2 separate regions of the Homo sapiens genome follow, and region 1 is linked to region 2. Evidence: chromatin loops called from intact Hi-C (ENCODE). Cell type or tissue: PC-3. All regions are shown on one strand. Links, peaks and the distances in the headings refer to the core of each region. The heading gives the core; the rest is flanking DNA.

What was found. Peaks named below come from ENCODE experiments on the same cell type or tissue, not always from the same donor. Only the 100,000 strongest peaks of a DNase experiment are listed, where the experiment ranks them.
Region 1: it touches region 2 in a loop (4-fold over the local background); 8 of 110 quality-filtered maps call a loop at or near these places.

What each region holds. Positions count from the first base shown.
Region 1 is chr20:40,701,411-40,704,211 of GRCh38, reverse strand. The region is part of intron 4 of LOC101927098 (a long non-coding RNA gene); the gene reads left to right. Among named protein-coding and RNA genes, the nearest start is that of SNORD154, 12 kb to the left of the region's middle. In PC-3, for the core only: a CTCF peak has its summit at 1,488 (motif pointing left); no DNase peak of the experiment used is centred there; H3K27me3 peaks cover 770 bases.
Region 2 is chr20:40,967,427-40,970,227 of GRCh38, reverse strand. No RefSeq gene overlaps it. Among named protein-coding and RNA genes, the nearest start is that of TOP1, 60 kb to the left of the region's middle. In PC-3, for the core only: a CTCF peak has its summit at 1,322 (motif pointing left); a DNase peak (open chromatin) is centred at 1,307; H3K4me3 peaks cover 433 bases.

The DNA of each region.
Region 1 (2,801 bases), core at 48-2,547, 270 kb after region 2:
TAAATCTCTAATTGGGAGTATTACTTACTCAGCGATTCTGATGGTTCCCTTTGTAGTAGCCTCTTCTCTGCCCCAGGGCCGCCTTCTTCCCTTCCCCTCCACCCTAGTCCCAAATTAAAATTCTTTCAGGAAGTAGAACATTTTCTCTAGTGCTCTGACATGCACACGCACTTCCCCCATACCTGTCTTGATAACTGGTGGAGCATTTGTCATCTGGCCTGAGGCCTCTTGTCTATATGACATGTTCTGTGTATGGGAGAGACATTTCTCTTGGTTCAAGAGCAGCAGTTAACAGCCCCAGATGTCCCCCAGCCTGTGAGTCTCGCTTCCTACTCTGCTGTACCTATTGTATACTGAACACTCCTGAAAATCCCTGGCTCCTTTCTGCCCCAGGACATTTTCTCTCGCCTTTCTTTTTGCCTGAACGCCCTTCCCTGGGCTCTTTACATGGCTGTCTCCTTTTCATCATTCAAATCTCAGCTTAAATGTTATAGAGAAAGCTTCCCCGACCTTCTCTGACTCTAGAACAAGTCTTGTTTGCCCATGTTAAACTTCTTGATGGCATGCAATCCACTTCCTACCTCAGACTTTTCAGGGTTTGTGAAGCTGTATCTGCGTAATGGCAGATTTAACAAGCGTTTGACTCTCCTGCCTTCACCGTAAGTGCCAGAAGGACAGGATGATCACCTTTGTATTCTCAGTTTCTGGTACATCTCAGTTTCTGGTAGGCTCTCAACAAACAGGTGTGTTGACTGCACAATGAACCGATGGATGGATGATGGATCAATGAATTGGAGAGTGAGTGAGTGAATAAACAAATGAATTCCAGAGTGGTGTGCAAAGGCTTATTTTCCCTCAGATGACCTGAGAATGCATGAGGGGCTGAGTGCCTTCCCAGTCCCATCTCTGTGGGGCCAAACCTCACTCACTACCTACCTAAATGTTTCTGAAACCCGTACCTACAACTCTTCATACTTAGTGATCTGCCTTCATCCTCTGCCCTCCTTTTTAGTTTAAACTTTTTATTATGACATTTTCCAAACATACAGAAGAAGAGAAAATCACTATAAACCTGCATGCACCCTTGACCCCCACCCCCTTGCTGGAGTATTTAAAATAAATCACAGACATCATCTCATTTCATGTATAAACATTTTAGGAGGTATTGTTAGTAGATAAGGACTTACAATTTCTTTTAACATAACCACAATATCATTATCACATCTAACCCAATGAAAAAACCAATTCATTTAATATTTGGTAGAGATTCAAATATTCCCAATTGTCTCAAAACCTCCTTTTTACATTTAGAGTCAGGCTGTAAACATTGCATTAGACTGATATGTCTCTTAATATTCTTTATAACAGTCCTCCCTTTTTCTCACATTTAAAAATGTGATTTATTTCTCTTTTCTAAATGCCATTTGTTTCTTGATGAATTTTGGTCATTCTCCTGTAGATTGTTTCACATTCCAGATTCAGCTGAGCGCCTCCTTGTGGTGTTGTTTAACGTGTTCCTCCATCCCCTGTGTTTCCTGGAAATCAGTAGTTTGATCCAGAGGCCTGATCAGAGTCGTATTCGATTTTTGGCTAGAAGCCTTTGTAGATGGTGTTGTGATGGTTCTTGTTGTATCACCTGCTAATGTCAAGTTGTCTCTCCTTTAACAGTGTTAAAATTGATCTGTGGCTCACCCTGCCCTAATTAACTCCCAACTCCCTTCTCTATTTCCATTGCTATATGAAATTGTTTTGCAAAACAAGTCAGTGGAGAACATTGATCATATTGAGCAGAAGTGGGAGCAGCAAGGTCTGATGGCAAATGCACTAGCAGAGAGCATAGGGACCAGGTAAGAGGGTTAATTTCTTTGCATTTCAGTTTTCTTGAGTGTAAGATGGGGCTAATAATAGTAGCTTTGAGAACTAATACATGGGAGAAATGTTTGATACATAATCATCAACCCTCAACACTAAGTGCTTAATGTGTATCTACTCACTTAATCCTCCCAACAATCCAATGAGGTAAATGCTACTATTAGTCCCATTGTACACGTGAAGAAGAGCAGACAGAAGGGTTAGGCAACTTGCACAAGGCCATATAGGTAGTAAATGACAGAGCTGGGATTTGAACCCAGGGAGTCAGGCTCCAGAGCCTGTGCTCTTAAACACAGTGCTGTGTAACATCTACCAAGTCAATGAGGAGCTCCCGGTTTTTCTCCATGCAAGATGCTTGTCAAGTCCTTCCCAGGAATGAGTACCTGTTAATTCTCACCTTAAGATATGTGCAGGGGTGGAGTAAGGCAGTCCCCAGTGGCTGGAGGGGTTACTGTGCTTTATTCTGAGTTTTCTTACAAAGTCATATTGTCCCCCACCCCCAACTGCTGTTGGATGGGCCAGAGCCAGCTTCATAAGCTCACATGCTGGAGAAGGGTTTGGGGAACATAAGGTCTCACCCTCATTTGGGAAGGATTCATGTCTCCAGAAAAACTCTCTGAAGCCCAGTGAAGTTAAGTGACTTGCCCAAGATCACACAGTAAGTTTGCCACTGAGCTAGGGTTAGAACCCCAGACTCTCTCAAGCCTTGGGTGATTGGGTCTGGATACCTGGGTCCTTCCATGCTTGGTTAGAGGGAGTTGTATGTCTACTCCCCATTCCCAGATCCTCTGAGTCATTTTGGCCAGAACTCCTCTGGTGGTACAAAGGGACAAACCTGCCTGCTGAGATTGTGCAGCCATTCAGGGCTTGCCTGGCATATCACAAGACGTTCCCTTCTTGGTCACTATTGTAGATGTCTGGGCCTACTG
Region 2 (2,801 bases), core at 89-2,588:
GGGATACCTTATCATCTAATTTTAAGCGAACATTGTCTGTAGGTTTTGCTTTTGCTAATCTGACCTGCTTATTTTTATTTTTTATTTTTGAGACAGAGTCTCACTCTGTTGCCCAGGCTGGAGTGCAGTGGTGCGATCTCAGCTCACTGCAACCTCCACCTCCCGGGTTCAAGGGATTCTCCTGCCTCAGCCCCCCAAGTAGCTGGGATTACAGGCGTGCATCACCATTCCCAGTTAATTTTTGTATTTTTAGTAGAGATGGAGTTTCGCCATGTTGGCGAGGCTGGTCTCAAACTCCTAACCTCAGGTGATCTGCCTGCCTCGGCCTCCCAAAGTGCTGGGATCACAGGTGTGAGCCATTGCGCCTGACCTGACCTGCTTATTTTTATGTAGAAATTTGGAGGGGTTCAAAAACTGCGCTGGCATTGCTACCAACCATCTTCCCAGCCAGTTCAGTATTTTTGATGCCAGGTGCCATACTGGGCCACAAGGAAGAGGAGATGTAATGATAAATGTGTGTAAAAGCGTGTAAAGTGTCCGGTCATCCTAAGTGTCCTGTAACCCAGCTGATCCTGCCTTCCGCTGCCCTGCAGCTAAAAGCAGGCTGCCTGAGCCAGCAGTGGCAACCCACTCAGGTCCCCTTCCACACTGTGGAAGCTTTGTTTTTTCACTCTTTGCAATAAATCTTGCTGCTGCTCACTCTTTGGGTCCACACTGCCTTTATGAGCTGTAACACTCACCGCAAAGGTCTGCAGCTTCACTCCTGAAGCCAGTGAGACCACGAACCCACCGAGAGGAACGAACAACTCCAGACGTGCCGCCTTAAGAGCTGTAACACTCACCGCGAAGGTCTGCAGCTTCTTTCCTGAGCCAGCGAGACCACGAACCCACCAGAAGGAAGAAACTCCAAACACATCCGAACATCAGAAGGAACAAACTCCGGACACGCCGCCTTTAAGAACTGTAACACTCACCGCAAGGGTCCGCGGCTTCATTCTTGAAGTCAGTGAGACCAAGAACCCACCAATTCGGGACACACAGCCACGCCTGACCCTCTTCCTCAACTGCTGCCGGCTTGACCTCTGGTCTTTGTTCCTGGCTCAGGGGATGGGGCATGCAGTAGGGCACGTCCCCACACTTGCTGTCCTGAGGCTGGGGGACCCCCTGGCCTTTATGCCCTTGTCTTGCCTGCTGGAATGTTTCTGAAGATTTCCTTGTAGAGTGGGTTTTGAAGAAGAGAAAAGAAAGACCTTTGCTCGGCGGCCCGTAAAAGAGATGGTCCGGAGAGCAAGGCCCTGCTGTGAGCATGCCCCGCCATCTGCTGGCCATTTGCTTAATTGCAGCGAGGAGGGCCGTGGGGGCTCCATGCCTTCATACTCAACCAATGACTTGGGTTAATTCCTTTTTCCCTCTAGCTGAAAACGTTGTATTTATTAAATACACCGTTAAAGTAATGATAATAAAGGCAAGCAAATAAAAAGTTTTCCCACACGGCCTCACCCTCCAGACAAGCGCATCTTTTTTTTTTTCTTTCTCTTTAATCATAAATAAAAGTGTGGGCTGGCACAGTGGCTCACACCTGTGATCCCAGCACTTTGAGAGGCTAAGGCAGGAGGAGTGCTTGAGCCCAGGAATTCAAGACCAGTGTTGGCAACAAAGTGAGACCCTGTCTCTACAAAAAAATAAAAAAAAATTAGCCAGGTGTGGTGGTGTGTTCCTGTAGTCTCAGCTACTCAGGAGGCTGAGGTGAGAGGATTACTTGAGCCACAGAGGTTGAGGCCGCAGTGAGCTGTGATTGTACCACTGCACTCTAGCCTGGGGGTCAGAGTGCGACCCTGTCTCAAAAAATGAAATAAAATAAAATAAAATAAAATGTGTATTTACTGTATGGAGACTGGGCCCCTGTGTCCTTCCCTTCTGGCTCTGGAAAAGGGGAGAAAGAGCTCAGATTCTGTAGCCCCAAAATGTTGGCTTTAAATCTCACTTCAGTCACAAGCTGGGCGAGGTGGGCTGGTTAATTCACCTCTCCGTTTATGAATCTCTGTGAATCTCTGTGTGTTAGGCAGGATAACATCTCTCCCCGCTCACCACCACCAAAAAAAAAAAAAAAAAAAAAAAAAAAAAGATGTGTGTATCCTAATGTCTGGAATGTATGATTATCCCGGATTATGCAGGTAGGCCTAACCTAATCACAGGCATCCTTAAATACAGAGAACCTCTTCTGGCTTCAGTAAGAGAGATGTGACATTGCTGGCTTCGACGCTAGAGGAAGTGACTATGAGCCAAGAAACATGGGTGGTCTCTGGAAGCTGGAGAAAGGAAGGAGATAGATTTTCCTGAGAGCTCCCAGAAGGAACACAGCCCTGCTGACACCTTGATTTTAGCCCATAGGGCCTGGGTTGGACATCTGACCTCCAGTCAGAAAATAAACTTGTGTTGTTTTAGCCACTGTGTGTGTTAATTCGTTGTTGCAGAGATAGGAAATGAGTACACTGCATTATGTGGGCAATAATAGTACCTATTTCTCTCTCTCTCTCTCTTTTTTTTTTTTTCCTGAGACAGAGTCTCGCTCTTGTTGCCCAGGCTAGAGTGAAATGGCACGATCTTGGCTCACTGCAACCTCCACCTCCCGGGTTCAAGCGATTCTCCAGCCTCAGCCTCCAGAGTAGCTGGGATTACAGGCTTCCACCACCATGGCTGGCTAATTTTTGTATTTTTAGTAGAGACGGGGTTTCACCATGTTGGCCAGGCTGGTCTCGAACTCCTGACCTCAGGTGATCCACCCACTCAGCCTCCCAAAG